2 separate regions of the Homo sapiens genome follow, and region 2 is linked to region 1. Evidence: read pairs that join two places in POLR2A ChIA-PET (ENCODE). Cell type or tissue: Panc1. All regions are shown on one strand. Each heading gives the region's core, and the rest is flanking DNA. Links, peaks and the distances in the headings are about the cores only.

Region 1 (8,686 bases), core at 2,825-6,824:
CTCTTGCATTTTTTAGTAAAGGTATCACAAATTTTATTAATGACTACAGAGTCTTGTAGTTTGCAAATAACCTCCAAGGAAAGTCTGTTCTAATGTTAACCCTCTCCAAGCAAAGGCAAGCTATCTAACCAATAAAAAATTATCCAAAAGTTAAATATCACTTTATTTTTAACATGTAAAAAATTCATATGTTTTCCTCTTAAGTGTTTTCCAGACACAACAATGGAAGAAACATAGGACATAGCCTCAGAAGGCTTAGGTCCAAATATTCAGGCTGGCATGGTGGCTCACACCTATAATCTCAGTAATCCCAGTACTTTGGGAGGCCGAGGTGGGAGGATCACCTAAGCCCAGGAGTTCAAGGCAGTAGTGAGCCATGATCATGCCACTGCACTCCACCAGGGTAACAGAGCAAGACCTCATCTGTTAAAAAAAATTTTAAAAACAATCCCAGCACTTAGGGAGGCTGAGGCAGGAGGATCGCTTGAAGCCAGGAGTTTGAGACCAACCTAGGTAACAAAACGAGACCCTGGTCTCTACAAAAATTTAAAAATTGGCAGTACACAGTGGTGCATGACTGTAAGTCTCAGCTATTCAGAAGGCTGAGGCAGGAGGATAGCTCGAGCTTGGGAGTTCGAGACTACAGTCAGCTATGAAGGCACCACTCTACTCTAGCCTGGGTGACAGAGCAAGACCTTGTCCCTGAAAAAAAAAAATTCATTTTGTCTGCCACTTACTTACCATCCTTGTGACCTTGGGCAAGTCACTTTACCCCCTGAGCCTCACCTTCTGCATTCGCTAAAACTCACCTAGCTAACAATTTTGTTGAGATCCAAAGAACACCTGTGTGAAAGCACTCTATAAACACAGAATGCACTGATAATTCTCACCTTACGTGTGGTGTGATACTTCCTATTCAGCTGTATGTCTATTCCAGGAATCTGTTCTGATCCACCACATGCTCGGGACTGGCTCATCTGGGGCCACTGAAGAATAAAAACACAGATCTATGCAACACTGAGCACTTACAGGGTTAATCTGAACAGAGCTGTTTCAAAGTAAAGACTATAGGATCTTTCCAACCTTACTTAGCCCACTTCCCCGTGATCAGCTCACCAGGAAGACCCAAGATCAGCACCTAGAAGGGTGTCTAGTACATGGTAGATGCCCAAGAAATATCTGTTGAATACCTGAAGAAATAAAAGAATTTGGGCCAGGCACAATAGCTCACACCTGTAATTCCAACACTTTGGGAGGTCAAGGTGAGAGGATTGCTTGAGGCCAGAGTTTAAGACTCAGCCTGGGGAACATAGCAAGACTCTATTTCTACAAATTTTTTTTTAATTGGCTGGGTGTGGTGGTGCATGCCTATAGTCTTAAGCTGCTTGGGAGGCTGAGGTGGGAGGATCACTTGAGCCCAGAAGATCGAGGCTGCAGGGAGCTATCATCACACCACTGCACTTCAACCTGGGCGACTCAGCAAGAGCAAGACCCTGTCTGTAAAAAAAAAAAAAAAGAGAGAGAGAGAGTGAATTCAAAGGCCAGGTGGCGTGGCTCACACCTGTAATCCCAGCACTTTGGGAGGCCGAGGTGGATGGATCACTTGAGGTCAGGAGTTTGAGAGCCTGGCCAATATGGTGAAACCCCATCTCTACTAAAAATACAAAAAATTAGCCAGGTGTGGTGGCACATGCCTGTAATCCCAGTTACTCAGGAGGCTGAGGCAGGAGAATAGCTTGAACTGAGGAGGCAAAGGTTGCAGTGAACCAATATCATGCCACTGCACTCCAGCCTGGGCAACACAGCAAGAATCGGTCTCAAAAAAAAAAAAAAAAAAAAAAAAAAAGAATTCAGCCCTGGAAACCTGGAACTACATCTAAGTCAATTCTAGGAAACAGAACTGTAGTATCTATCTATTTAAATATGGGCAGCAGTGCCGTATATGGGGAAAAAAATAAAGACACCAGCCACTTTTAGGTTTAAAACCTGCTTCTGTCGCCTACGACAAGCTCAGTGGCCATGGAAAACTTACTGAACCTCAGTTGCAGTAAGGATGAAAGAAGGTAAGATATATAAAGTGCCTTTCACAAAATAGGCACTCAATAAATAGCAGAAGTTTCCATCATCACTATCATCACCAGCATTATTGTTTGGATCACAATCGCCACCTTTTTCATGTTCACATTGCATTTAAAAACAATTTGGCAATAAAATAGCCGTTATTATGTGCCAGATACTATACAGAATGAAAACTGGGAGGAAAGTCCATTAAGGAGATGGTTAATGAAAGTTCAGTCACTCAGTGGAAAATCAGGTATCCATTGAGGGTTTTTTGTTTTGTTTTTGTTGTTGTTGTTTTGTTTTTGTTTTTTGAGACAAGGTCTGGCTCTATGGCCCAGGCTGGAGTGCAGTGGTGCAATCTCAGCTGACTGCAACCTCCACCTCCCCGGCTCAAGCAATTCTCCTGCCTCAGCCTCCTGAGTTGCTGGGACTACAGGCATCTGTCATCACACCCTGCTGATTTTTGTATTTTTGTAGAGACAGTGTCTCCATATGTTGCCCAGGCTGGCCTCAAACTCCTGGGCTCAAGTGAGTGATCTTCCTGCCTTGAACTCCCAAAATGCCTTGAACTCCCAAAATGGGACTACAGGCATGAGCCTGGGTGCCTGGCTGGGATTTTTTTTTTTTTAAATAGACTTTTTTTTTTTTTTTTAACAGCAGTTTTAGGCTCATAGCAAAACTTCCTGGAAAGGGCAGAGTTCCCACATACCCCTTCCCCCACATGCACAGCCTCCCCCGCCATCAACATCCCATACCAGAGTGGTGCATTTGATACAAAGAACAAACCTACACTGACACATCATCATCACTCAGACTGCACGGTTTACTCAGAGATTATTATTATTGTTAACAACATGAAAAATGTTAAATGCTTATAATATGTATAAAATTATAGGTAAAACATGACTGCGTAGACTGCATATGGGCAAGTTTAGAAAGAACACACAAGAAACCAAAGAGTTATTTTGTTAAGTTAGAATTATGGATAAATTTAAGAATCTATAGCCAAAATAATTCTGGCAAAAAAAAAAAAATCTAGTTTCCAAACTCTCACTAATGCTATATTACCTTTACAATAAAAAAGGGTGAGAGGGAGCAGGAAGAGGGCTGACTCTTCAATTCTGGTTTATTCCAAGAAGAAATGGAACACATGGAATGAAAATGATTTTTTTTCTTTAACCCTAACGAAGAAAAAATAGAATTTCTAATTGTGGAATGTTACTATTTACTTTTCTTTCCAAACGAGGATATTAAAAAATTAGTCAGGATTCTTCTGGTCAGTCCCAAGGACACTTAGGCTTTAATTCATAAGTATCAAGCAGGCTTTGTAAAACACAGACTAAACACAGAACACCTCCCCATTACATCACATACATCAATGCAATGGTCCACCTAAAACACAAAGCACTTAAACTGGTTCAAAGAACACAGCCAACAGCAGTTTCCACAAGCTGTGCTTTGGGCTGGGTCCTCTTCTATTAGGTTCTATTAGATCCTTCTTTTTCCTCACAGCTCTAGGAGTAACCAGTAGATTCCTTCTGTGGCTGTCCTACCATCTACTGTATTTCTATCCTACCATTAGCTAACATTTCACACTATATTGAACTACTAAAGTACCTATGTATCTAGTATCAAGGACATCTAGTTTCTCCACACCTACACACTTATAAACACACACATTTACTTTTTTGTACTACCCACTCTTGTCCTTGCACTTCCCGCAAAAAATTCACTCGACCCTTAAAGACCTCAATTTTTCCTTTGCTTAGATTAGAAAATATCAATAGGCTGGGCGTGGTGGCTGACGCCTGTAATCCCAACACTTTGGGAGGCCGAGGCGGGAGGGTTGCCTGAGTCCAGGAGTTAGAGACCAGCCTGGGCAACATGGCAAACCACCATCTCTACCCCCCTCCAAAAAAAAACAAAAATTAGCCAGGCATGGTGGTGTGTGCCTGTAATCCCAGCTACTCAGGAGGCTGAGGCAGGAGAATCGTTTGAACCCAGAAGGCGGAGGTTACAGTGAGCCAAGATCATGCCACTGCACTCCAGCCTGGGTGACAGAGCAAGGCTCTGTCTCAAAAAATAAAAATAAAAAATAAAAAAACAAGAATGACAGAGGCAGAGAAGTAGAAAGGGGGTGCTGGGACAAACTCAAGCGATTCTTGAATACCATGGGCGTGTGTGTCTGCTCCTTTTAGCAACTATAAGCTCCAGGGCACAGCCCATCTTATATGTCTGTCATTTTCTGTCCCAATACTCAACACCATTCTGGGCATGAAGTCATTACTCAATAAAAACTAGGTGGATTTTTTTTTTTTTTCAAAGAGGACAACTTTGGAGAACGTCCAAAAAAAGAACCACAGGAATGATCAAAGGGATGAATAAAAGGTCCTAGTGGAAAGGTCAAAAGGAATTTAGGCTGTTTAGCTTGGAGAAAAGGCAACTGAAGAACTAAAGAGTAACTCAGAATAACAACACTTGAGCTGGAAGAAATCTCAGAGATATTCTGGTCCAACCTTTTCACTTCACAGATGAGGAAACTAAGACAAAGGGAGAGGTTGCAATTTGGTAAAGGTAATTTTAGGACAACTTTTTTTTTTTTTTTTAAGTTTCATTTCATACAGTGAGGAGAAAACTTTCCCAAGCAACAGGAACATAAATAGCAACAAAAATAGCAATTGCAACTTACTGAAGATCTCCTGTATGTCTAGTACCTACCTACATGCTTGGTGTTTTACTTATGTTATCTCACAACAATCTTATAAAGTATATTTTCCTATTTTTTTTTTTTTTGAGACGGAGTCTCGCTGTGCCCAGGCTGGAATGCGGTGGCATGATCTCGGCTCACTACAACCTCCACCTCCTGGGTTCAAGCAACTCTCCTGCCTCAGCCTCCCAAATAGCTGGGATTACAGACGTGTGCCACCACGCCAGCTAATTTTTTTATTTTTTTAGTAGAGACAGGGTTTGACCACATTGGCCACCCTGGTCTCAAACTCCTGACCTCAAGTGATCAGCCCACCTTAGCCTCCCAAAGTGCTGGTATTACAGGCATGAGCCACCACACCTGCCCCTTCTATTTCTTTTTTTCTTTTTTTTTGAGACAGGGTCTTGCTCTGTCACCCAGGCTGGAGTACAGTGGTGTGGTCATGGGTCACTGCAACTTTGACCCCCCCAGACTCAAGGGATCCTCCTGCCTCAGCCTCCTGAGTACCTGGGAACACAGAGATCCAGCTATTCCGGATTTTTTGTAGAGATAGGGTCTTGCTATGTTACTCAGGCTGGTCTCAAATTCCTGGCCTCAAACAATCCTCCCACCTTGGCCTCCAGAAGTGCTGAGATTACAGGCATGAGCCACTGTGCCCGGACTATTTTTTCCTGTTTTAGAAATTAGAACACAAAGGCTCAAAGAAGTAAAGTTCATTAAAGACTAGGATATATACTCAAAGCTATGTTCTGTCCGCTATATCAAGCTGCCTTCAAAAGTCTGAGTAGAGTTCAACAACACAGGCTCATGCACACTTAATACCCAGATCTTGATTTCTAAATACTGCTCTCCAATAGAAGGAATCGGGGCTGGGTGCGGTGGCTCATGCCTGTAATCCCAATACTTTGGGAGGCTGAGGCGGGAGGATCACCTGAGGTCAGGAGTTCAAGGCTAACCTGGCCAACATGGTGAAACCCCTTCTCTACTAAAAAATATAAAAATTAGCTGGGCGTGGTGTGTGCGCCTGTAGTCCCCAGCTACTCGGGAGGCTGAGGCAGGACAGTCACTTGAACCTGGGAGGTGGAGGTTGCAGTGAGCCAAGATCGCACCACTGCACTCCCACCTGGGCAACAGAGTGAGACTCCATCTAAAAATAAAAAATAAAAAAAATAAAAAAATAAAATCAGGACTCCTTGGAGTAATGTTTGAATCTAGGGCCAGGGCAAAGAAAATACAGCATGAACCTGAAACATCTTGTGGTGCCAGCAATTAAGAGAGTATTCAAAAAATGATGGGGGGCATGTAGAAAGGCGTTCCCAATAGCCCAAGCTGGGACAATCTAATCAACAAAATAACTAATTGGAAAATGAATTATAAGCCGGGTGCTTATAATTTGCACCTCTCTTTGGGAGACCGAGGCGCATAGATCACAAGGTCAGGAGATGAAGGCCATCCTGGCCAACACGGTGAAACCCCATCTCTACTAAAAATACAAAAATTAGCTGGGCGTGGTGAGCTCGCACCTGTAATCAAGCTATTCAGGAGGCTGAGGCAGGAGAATCACTTGAACCCGGGAGGCGGAGGTTGCAGTGAGCCAAGATCTCGCCACTGCACTCCAGCCTGAGTGAGAGAGTGAGACTCCGTCTCAAAAAAAAAAGAAAAGAAAAGAAAAGAAAATGAATTATAACTCAGAAGAAAATAAATATCCATGAGCTCATACTGGTATAAATAAATAATTGAATAAATAAATAAATGGGGAAGAAGTGACAGCTCTTTCTTACAACAGAGTTCCAGTTAATAAATGTAGGAATGATGGAAATAAAAAATCATTAGACAAACACCACAATAATGATCACTGCAGTGAAGAACCATCAATGCAATTATCATATAATCCATCAATCCTAATTCTGGGTATATATCCAAAAGAATTCAAAGCAGGATCTCTAAGATATTTGTACACTGACATTCACTGCAGCATTATTCACAATAATGTGTGCAAGAGACAGAAGGAACCCAAATGTCCATTGATCCAAATGGATAAAGAAAATATACAATAGAAGAGTACGCAGCCTTAAAAAAAGAAGGAAATCCTGTCATGTGCTACAACATAGATGAACCTTGAGGACATTATGCTAAGTGAAATAAGCATGTGCCAGTTATAAAAGAACAAAAACTGTATGAGTCCACTCACATGAAGTATCCTAAAGTAGTCAAAATCACAGAAACAAGGCCAGGGTGATGGCTCATGCCTGTAATCCCAGTGCTTTGGGAGGCTGAGGCGGGCAGATCACTCGAGGTCAGGAGTTTGAGACCAGCCTGGCCAACACAGTGAAACCCCGTCTCTACTAAAAATACAAAAATTAGCCAGGCGTGGTGGTGAGCACCTGTAATCCCAGCTACTCAGGAGGCTGAGGCAGAAATGCTTGAACCTGGGAGGCGGAGGTTGCAGTGAGCTGAGATTGCACCACTGCATTCCAGCCTGGGCGACAGAGTGAAACTCCGTCTCAAAAAAAAAAAAAAAAATCATAGAAACAGAAAGTAGAAAAGCAGGGTGGGGAGAGAATTAGTGTTTAGCATAGAGTTTTGCAAGATGAAAAAGTTTATAGAGATCTGTTGCAAAACAATGTGAATATGCTTAAATTAACATTACTGAACTGTACACTTATAATGGTTATGACAATAAATTTAATGTTAACATATCATTAAAAAAAACCACCAATGACTGCTAAAATTAGTAAGCAAAAGTATAATGTGAAATGGGTATCTGCACAGTCTCCAAGTATCTCCTGACAAGATACTAATTACAAAGGGAAAATACTAACTTTAGAGTTCAGGAACCTGACAAACACCAATTTAACCAAGTGGCCAAAGTTATAAGACCTACTAGCATTATGTATCCCCTGATATGATGCACTGAGAAGGGAATAACATCATTTTTGCCAAAAATGCATAACCTCAATCTCATTATAAGAAAATATTAGAAAGGCCGGGCTTTCTATATTATAGGTGGTAGCTCACACCTATAATCCCAGCACTTTGAGAGGTCGAGGTGGGCGGATCACCTCGGATCAGGAGTTCAAGACCAGCCTGGCCAACGTGGCAAAACCCCTTCTCTACTAAAAATACAAAAAGTAGCTGGGTGTGGTGGCGGGCACCTGCAATCCCAGTTACTGGGGAGGCTGAGGCAAGACAATCACTTGAACAGGAGGCAGAGGTTGCAGTGAGCCAAGATCGCACCACTGCACTCTAGCATGGGTGACAGAGCAAGACTCTGTCTCAAAAAAATGAATAAAAAATAAAAGAAAATAAAGAAAAAAGAAAAGAAAATATTACACAAACTCAAATTGAGAAACATTCTACAAATAACTGACTAGTACTCTTCAAAAGTGTCTAAATCTTGAGAAGAAAAAGAATAAGAAAATGTGACCAGACACAGTGGCTCATACCTATATTCCCAGCACTTGGGGAGGCCCACAGGGGTGGATCACTTGAGGTCAGGAGTTTGAGACCAGCCTGTTCACCAAATGGTGAAACCCCGTCTCTACTAAAAATACAAAAATCAGCCAGGTGTCATGGCACATACTTGTAATCCCAGCTACTTGGGAGGCTGAGGTGGGAGGATCGCTTGAACCCAGGAGGTGGAGGTTGCAGTGAGCAAGATAGTGCCACTGCCAAGATAGTGTCATCCACCCTGGACGACAGAGTGGGACTCTGTCTTAAAAAAAAAAAAATGAAAATTTAACAGATTGGAGACGACTAAGAATATATGACAACTGGATTTGTTATCGCAGATCAAAAAAGGACATTCATAAAAAAAAAAATTGACAAAATTGGAACAAATAGACTAATTAATAGTATTATTTCAATGTTAATTTCCTGGTTTCAGTAATTGCACCATGGTTATGTAAGAGGTTAACA
Region 2 (8,686 bases), core at 2,998-6,997, 200 kb after region 1:
ACTTCCCGTACCCCACTCCCCAGACCCCTAACTACACTCTGAGCTCTGCTCTCCCACCTTTGTCCCCTCCACCCCCTACACGTTTACATTCCCCATCCCCAACCCCAAGGGTCACGGCTTCTCCCTCCTAGGGACCCTTTTCAGTTATCTTTTCCAGGGACACCTCATTTAGAAATCTTTGGCCCACAAACCAGCTACACTTTTTTTTTTTTTTTTTTTTTTTTTTAAGATGGAGTCTCCCTCTGTTGCCAGTCTGGAGTGCAGTGGCGTGATCTCTGCTCACTGCAAACTCTACCTCCTGTGTTCAAGAGATTCTCCTGCCTCAGCCTCCCTAGTCGCTGGAATTACAGGTATACACCACCACACCTGGCTAATTTTTGTATTTTTAGTAGAGACGGGGTTTCACCATGTTGGCCAGGCTGCTCTCCAACTCCTGACCTCAGGTGATCCGCGTGCCTCAGCCTCCCCAAGTGCTGGGATTACAGGCATGAGCCACCACTCCCGGCCAGACCAGCCACACTTGTAAGGGGTGAGTCACACTCTCTCGTTTTTGGTACCCTGCCTATCTGTCAGGGCCTAGTCAGCAAAATGGCCCATGCAGTCCCAGAGCTAGGGAAGATTTGGGGTTTATCTGATTTCAAAGCTGCCCCAGGCAAAGGCACAATCCCTTTCTGGTGTTTTGGACAATTGGAAAGTGTTCAGGGGCCCCTAGCTGGGAAGCACAGGCCTCTACCCAAGGCCTATCCTACCCTTGCCCTATAAGCTCCACTCCACTTCTCCCGGCCCCTCACCCGTGGGTCCCCTCACCGTGAGCATTAGACTCTGGATCTTCCCACAGTCTCGGCCCCGTTCCTCCTCAACCACAGAGAACAGCACATCCTGGGCAGGGATCCGGGCCCAGGCCACACGGCGCTGCCCGCTGAGCATCCAGACCAGCACATCGGGGAGGGGTGGCTGGGGCTGCGGGTGGATAACTGGTCACGGAGGTGGATCTGGAGCCGACCTCTCCTGCTCTCACAGCTTGAACTGAACGGACCAAATAGCCACTCCAGCTTCTATCTCCCCGAGACAGGGTCTCACTCTGTCGCCCAGGCATGAGTGCAGTGACACTATCATGGCTCACTGCAGCTTGACCACCCAGGTTCAAGCATTCCTCCCACCTCAGCCTCTCAAGGAGCTAGGACTACAGGCACGTGTCACCATGCCTGGCTAATTTTTTACTTTTTGTAGAGATGGGGTTTGGCCACGTTGCGCAGGCTGGTCTCGAACTCCTGGGCTTAAGAGATCCTCCTGCCTTGGCCTCCCAAAGTGCTGGGATCACAGGCATGAGCTACCACACTTGGCTTCTTTTTTTTAATTGTGGAAAAATACTTATAAAATTGACCATCATCCTAACCATTTTTAAATGTACGGTTCAGGGGCATGAAATATATTCACAATGCCAGGCACGGTGGCTCACGCCTGTAATCCCAGCACTTTTGGAGGCTGAGGTGGGCGGATCATGAGGTCAGGAGATCGAGACCATCCTGGCTAACATGGTGAAACCCCCTCTCTACTAAAAATACAAAAAATTAGCCTGGCGTGGTGGCGGACGCCTGTAGTCCCAGCTACTTGGGAGGCTGAGGCAGGAGAATGGCATGACCCGGGAGGCGGAGCTTGCAGTGAGCCGAGATCGCTCCACTGCACTCCAGACTGGGTGACAGAGAAAGACTCCGTCTCAAAAAAAAAAAAAGGAAAGAAAAAAAAAAGAAATATATTCACGTTATTATGCAACCATCCCCATCATTCATCCCCAGAACATTTTTCATCTTGCAGAACAGAAACTCTGCTCATTAAACCATACCTCTCCATTCACTGCTCTCCATCCCAGCCCCTGGCAGCCACCATTCTTCTTTCTGTGTTTGGATTTGACTACAACAAGCCCTCCATATGAGTGGAATCATATAGTGCGTGCCCTTGTGCCTGGCCCAGTTCACTAGGCATAATGTCCTCAAGGCTCATGCACGTGGTAGCTGGTGCCAACCTTGTCTCTTCACCTTTCCCTCCTCCCCAGTCTTATCTTCCCCAATGTGCACAGTGTGCACATGTGGTGCCCATCACATCAGCCAAATACCTGGGCTGGTGACACTCTTCTCCAACATCCAATCACCCATTCCTGGCAGTTTCCCCCTTCTCTCCCTTTCTCCCTGCCCCACTTCAAGACCATCTGCTTTTTTTTTCTGTTGCCGAGGCTGGAATGCAGTGGCACAATCATAGCTTACTGCAGGCTCAACATCCTGGGCCCAAGTGATCCTCCCACCTCAGCCTCCTGAGTCTCTGGGGACTATAGGCACACACCACCATGCCTTGCGATGTTTTCATTTTTAAATTTTTTTGTAGAGATAGGGTCTCACTATGTTGTCCAGGCTGGTCTCAAACTACTGGACTTAAGCAATCCTCCCACCTCAGCCTCCCAAAGTGGTGGGATTACAGGTGCGAGCCACCATGCCCAGCCAAAAGACCACCCACTCTTGGCTAGACAATTGTGACAGGCTCCTAAGCAGTCTTCCTGCCTTGAGTCCTCCCTTCCTACCCACTCTGCCATGGCTGGCTGGCTTCTCCCCATCCTCTGGGTGTCAGCTGCAATGTTGTCTTTGCAGATAAGACTTGCCTGACCACCTTACCCAAGCAGGTTCTCCTCCACCCCCTCAGCCTCTGTAACCTCTTTCTTACCAATTCCTATAGATCATAATTATTTTTCATATTCATTTACAGATGTATAGTCTGTCTTCCTAGGACATTAGCCTCAAAAGGGCAAGGAATATGGCAGGGGCTGACCCCCAGGGCCTAATACAGAGCCTGGCACACAGGAGGACTTGAAATATCATTGAGAGGCCAGGCGTGGTGGCTGAGGCTGGGCATAGTGGCTCATGCCTGTAATCTCAGCACTTTGGGAGGCTGAGGCGGGTGGATCACCTGAGATCAGGAGTTTGAGACCAGCCTGGCCAACATGGTGAACCCCATCTTTACTAAAAATACAGAAGAGTAGGCAGGCAAGGTGGCACGCGCCTGTAATCCCAGCTACTTGGGAGGCTGAGGCAGGGGAATCACTTGAACTCAGGAGGCGAAAGTTGTAGTGAGTTGAGATCACACCATTGCATTCCAGCCCAGGCAGCAAGGGCAAAACTCCATCTCAAAACAAAAAAAAACAAAAAAAAAACCAAGAATATTCATAGCAGCTTTATTCATACTAGCTAAAAACATGAAACAGCACAGCTGTCCATCAATATGAGAATGAATAAACAAACTGTGATATATTTATACAATGGGAAATTGCTCAACAATAAAAAGAAAGAAACTAGATATCTGCAACAACTTGGACGCATCTTACAACAGCCTCTCACAAGAGAATACAGTCCTTCCTCATTATTTGTGAATTCTGTATTTGCAAATTTGCGTACTAGCTAAAATTTGTAACCCCCAAATCAATACCCCTGGTGCTTTTGTAATCACATGAGTATGGGCAAAGAGTCAAAAACTTTGAACAGGTCAGGCATGGTGGCTCGTACCTGTAACCCCAGCACTTTGGGAGGCCAAGGTGGGAGGATCACTTGAGCTTAGGGGTCCAAGAGCAGCCTGGGCGACAAAGTGAGACCTCATCTTTATTAAAAAAAAAAAAATTAAAAAAAATTTTTTTTGAGACTAAGTCTCGCTCTGTCACCCAGGCTGGAGTGCAATGGTGCAATCTCGGCTCACTGCAACCTCTGCCTCCTAGGTTCAAGCAATTCTCCTGCCTCAGCCTCCTGAGTAGCTGGGACTATAGGCATGTGCCACTATGCCCAACTAATTTTTGTATTTTTAGTAGAGATGGGGTTTCACCATGCTGGCCAGGCTGGTCTCAAACTCCTCACCTCGGGTGATCCTCCTGCCTCAGCCTCCCAAAGTGCTGGGATTACAGGCATGAGCTACCGCACCCATCCTCTACTAAAAATTTTTAACCCTTCTTTGGTTGAAGCCGCAGAAACAAGATGACAAAGGAAACGTCATCGTTTGGAAAGCATCGCGATAAGACACACACTTTGTGCCGCCACTGTGGCTCTATGGCCTGCCAACTTCAGAAGTCGACCTGTGGCAAACGTGGCTACCCCGCCAAGCACTAGAGGAAGTATAACTGGCTAAAAGACAAAATACCACTGGGACTGATCGAATGAGGCACCTAAAAATTGTATACTGCAGATTCAGGCATGGATTCTGTGAAGGAACAACACCTAAACCCAAGAGGGTACCTGTTGCAGCATCCAGTTCATCTTAAGAATTTCAACAATTGGCCGGGTGCGGTGGCTCATGCCTGTAATCCTAGCACTTTAGGAGCCCGAGGTGAGTGGATCACGAGGTCAGGAGTTCGAGAATAGCTTGATCAACATGGTAAAACCCCGTCTCTACTAAAAATACAAAAATAAGCCGGGCGTGGTGGCGCTCGCCTGTAATCCCAGCTACTCAGGTGGCTGAGGCAGGAGAATCACTTGAACCTGGGAGGCGGAGGTTAGAGTGAGCCGAGATCGAGCCACTACACTCCAGCCTGGGCGACAGAGCAAGACTCTGTCTCAAAAAAAAAAAAAAAGAAAAGAAAAAAAAAAAATTCAACGAGTCATGCAAAAAGTGTTCTGGTTTATTAAAATACAAAAAGAAATTTTTTAACCTATTTCCTGTTTGCCTTGAGAATACTCTTGCCTGTAATCCTAATGTAACATCATATATACTTCTGTTACATTAGGATTAGAGACAAGTTCTGTTTAGAAATAACTCCAAGTAAGGTTTTTATATTTTATTTTCATATTGAAAATCAGTCATAATTTCTTCAGCCTCAAAGAATGAGTTTATGTAAAATTAAATGAGTGCTGGCAGTGAGCTGCACTTTTTTTCTCTAAACGGGAAATGGGTTTAAATTTTTTTTTTTTTTTTTTTTTTTTTTTTTTTTTTTTTTTTGAGATGGAATCTTGCAGTCACCCAGGCTGGAGGAATGCAGCGGCACAATCTCAGCTCACTGAAACCTCCATCTCCTGCATTCAAGCAATTCTCTGGCTTCGGCTTCCTGAGTAGCTGGGATTACAGATGCATACCACCACACACACCCAGCTTTTTGTGTTTTTAATAGAGAGGGGGTTTCACCTTGTTGGCCAGGCTGGTCTTGAATTCCTGACCTCAAGTGACCCGCCTGCCTCGGCCTCCCAAAGTGCTGGGATTACAGGCGTGAGCCACCACACTTGAGACTTAGATTTAAAAAAAAAGTTTGAAGGGCCCTGAGTTGGAATAAAGCAATACTCTGCCTTTGTGAGCTCTGATACTGTAAGCATTTTGTTTTTGTTTTTGTTTTTTGAGACAGAGTCTCATTCTGTCACCCAGGCTGAAGTGCAGTGGCACAATCTCAGCTCACTGCAACCTCTGCCTTCTGGGTTCAAGTGATTCTCCTGCCTCAGCTTCCAGAGAAGCTGGGACTGCAGGCACTGGCCACCACACCTGGCTAATTTTTTATATTTTTAGTAGAGATGGGGTTTCGCCGTGCTGGCCAGCCTGGTCTCAAACTCCTGACCTCAGGTGATTCCACCCACCTCGGCCTCCCAAAGTGCTGGGATTACAGGCGTGAGCCACTGCAATGGCCAACAATATATTATATTAAAGAAAGTATCTTTAAACAAACACACATAAAACAAGGTTTTGTACTGATCAGTTGACAAAAAAAATGTGACCATCGCCCACTAGAAACCTAACCCTGTATTTCTCTGGGGGCAGTGATTCAGTATTTGCTAATTCAGTGTTTGCAGCAACTTTATAGACCACCAATAACAAGAACTGACTATACATATGGCATGATTGCATTGTATTAAAATCTAGTACAGGCAAAACTATAATGAAAAAAATCAAAATATATTGAAAAAATCAGTAGTTATCTCTATGGGGGTGGATGGAGACTGACTGGGAAGGAACATAAAGGAACAACTCTGGGGTGAAAGTCATATTCTAGATCTTGATAGGGACTTGGGTTACACAGATATATGTATTTGCCAAAATTCAGCAAATGTGTGTTAAGATTTGTACACTTGGCCAGACATGGTGACTCATGCCTGTAATCCCAGCACTTTGGGAGGCCGAGGTGGCCAGATCGCTTGAGTCCAGGAGTTCAAGACTAGCCTGGCCAACATGGCGCAACCCCATCTCTACTAAAAATACAAAAATTAGCAGGCATGGTGGCGCATGCCTATACTCCCAGCTACTCAGGAGGCTGAGGCAGAAGAATCACTTGAGCCTGGAGGCAGAAGTTGCAGTGAGCTGAGATCTTGCCACTGCACTCCAGCCTAAGTGACAGAGTGAGACTCTGTCTTAAAAATATATATGTATTTGTACACTTCATTATATGTAAATTGTACATCAGAGGAAAACACTGTAATTTTTTTTTTTAAATCAGTGGAGGGCCGGGCGTGGTGGCTCTCGCTTGTAAGCCCAGCACTTTGGGAGGCCAAGGCAGGTAGATCACGAGGTCAGGAGTTCGAGACAAGCCTGGCCAACAAAATGAAACCCCGTCTTTACTGAAACCCCGTCTTTACTAAAATACTTAAATTATCTGGGCATGGTGGCAGGCACCTGTAATCCCAGCTACTCAGGAAGCTGAGGCAGGAGAATCTCTTGAACCCAGGAGGCAGAGGTTGCAGTGAGCCGAGATTGCGCCACTGCACTCCAGCCTGGGCGACAGAGCTAGACTCTATCTCAAAAAAATAAAAAATAATAAAAAAATAAAAATCAGTGGAGGGGTCCACTATTAGTTTGGATGTAGAAAGACTCACTCCCGGCCTGGCACAGTGGCTCACATCTGTAATCCCAGCACTTTGGGAGGCCGAGGTGGGCAGATCACCTGAGGTCAGGAGTTTGAGACCAACCTGACCAACATGGTGAAACTCCATCTCTACTAAAAATACAAAAATTAACCAGGTATGGTGGCACATGCCCGTAATCCCAGCTACTAGTGAAACTGAGGCAGGAGAATCGCTTGAACCTGGGAGGCAGTGAGCCAAGATTGCGCCACCACACTCCAGCCTGGGCGACAGAGCCAGACTGTGTCTCAACAACAACAAAAAGACTTATACCCTAACAACCAAAATAATCCAAATAAATTGTAAAATTATACACACCCACAATTATTTTTTTGGATATAGGATCTCGCTTTCACCCAGGCTGGAGTGCAGTGGCACAATTATGGCTTACTGTAGCCTCGAACCCTGAGGCCCAAGCAGTCCTCCCGCCTCAGCCTCCCAAGTAGTTGGGACTACAGGAGCTTGCCACCACGCCTCGTTAGTTTTATTTTTTGTACAGATGGGGGTCTCCCTATGTTGCCCAGACTAAAAATCGTATTTTAAAAAACACATCAGAGAAGTGGGGATTCAAAGAAACCTATATCAACTAAACTCCAGAAAATGATGAGTTCTTCATAATCAAGGAGAGACCTCCAGCTGCTACTCCCACCTCTGGCAGAACAGCAGTAGTAAAAAGGAACATCAGAAGTGGGGACAAGGAGAAAGTATCCACTTTTAAGAGACTTTTAATGACTATGTGTGAGGTAGCATACCAGATGAGAATCCCAGGGACCACAGCCACAAAATATGTCTTTCCGTACCTCCGAACTCTTTCCTATGGATCCTCGCCTAGAGCTAAGGGGCGGTATGCAAAAAGCTGGGAACAGGGAAGGAGAGCTGAGATCTTTCTGAGGTATGTAAAGTTTCTTGAAAGTGCAGAGTAGGCCGGGCACTGTGGCTGACACTTCTAATCCCAGCACTTTGGGAGGCCGAGGCAGGTGGATCTCTTGAGATCAAGAGTTCGAGACCAGCCTGACGAACATGGTGAAACTCCATCTCTAGTAAAAAAAAAAAAAAAAAAAAATACAAAATTAGCCAGGCATAGTGGCACATGCCTGTAATCCCAGCTACTTGGGAGGCTGAGGCAGGAGAATTGCTTGAACCCAGGAAGTGGAGATTGCAGTGAGCTGAGATCATGCCATTCCACTCCAGCCTGGGCAACAAGAACAAAACTCTGTCTCAAAAAAAAAAAAAAAAAAAAAAAGCACAAAGTAACTGCCCTTAGAAGGAGGTGGTAGGGAAGAGAATTTAAAAACCCAGAAGTGGTCCTCTGGGATTTCATCTTTTGAAGGCTGAGGGTTAGGTAGGAGGGCTGAGAGAAACCTCCCCCACTAGGCTTTCAGCTATCAGATGCTACAGGCTCAGCTGGAGAGCCAAGAGAACCCTTCTGATGCATTCTAGACTTTTACAACGTAAAGTGGAGACCCTCCAAAGGCCAGAGGAGGGAAAGCAGGACTAACAAGGCACAGAGGAAAGGAAGCAGACTCAAAAAGCACAGAGAATGCCCCAGCAACCCAAACACCTGGTTGGTGGTTTGTAAAGCAGGGAGAGCTTACCCAGAGTTGGAGAATTGGCAGTTTGGGTGTGAACAAGAAACAGATTTCTGGAATCTTGCCAGTTCTCAGTTCTAAGCCTGGATGAAAGGACAATCGTGATCCTTCAAAAAAACATTTGAAGCCCAAAGTGAACTGAACCAAACCAAATTCACAACTAAGCCCATTTCAAATACAAAGCATAATGACTTGGTCCTCACTCTCTAGAGTAAGGCCTAGTGTAAGAAGAGAAATGCCATTTCCTGGACA

Evidence for each region. ChIA-PET counts read pairs that join two places held together with the same protein. Peaks named below come from ENCODE experiments on the same cell type or tissue, not always from the same donor. Only the 100,000 strongest peaks of a DNase experiment are listed, where the experiment ranks them.
Region 2: POLR2A ChIA-PET joins it to region 1 with 5 read pairs; 2 of 35 experiments call an interaction of 5 or more read pairs at or near these places.

Annotation. Positions count from the first base shown.
Region 1 is chr20:35,383,148-35,391,833 of GRCh38, forward strand. It overlaps UQCC1 (ubiquinol-cytochrome c reductase complex assembly factor 1), which reads right to left. Exons shown (of 10, transcript NM_018244.5): 3 at 891-986. Among named protein-coding and RNA genes, the nearest start is that of UQCC1, 24 kb to the right of the region's middle. In Panc1, for the core only: no CTCF peak of the experiment used is centred there; a DNase peak (open chromatin) is centred at 4,404.
Region 2 is chr20:35,584,317-35,593,002 of GRCh38, forward strand. It overlaps the pseudogene FER1L4 and the pseudogene RPL37P1. Among named protein-coding and RNA genes, the nearest start is that of SPAG4, 27 kb to the right of the region's middle. RefSeq lists enhancers at 4,151-4,651, 5,739-6,240, 6,241-6,740. In Panc1, for the core only: no CTCF peak of the experiment used is centred there; no DNase peak of the experiment used is centred there.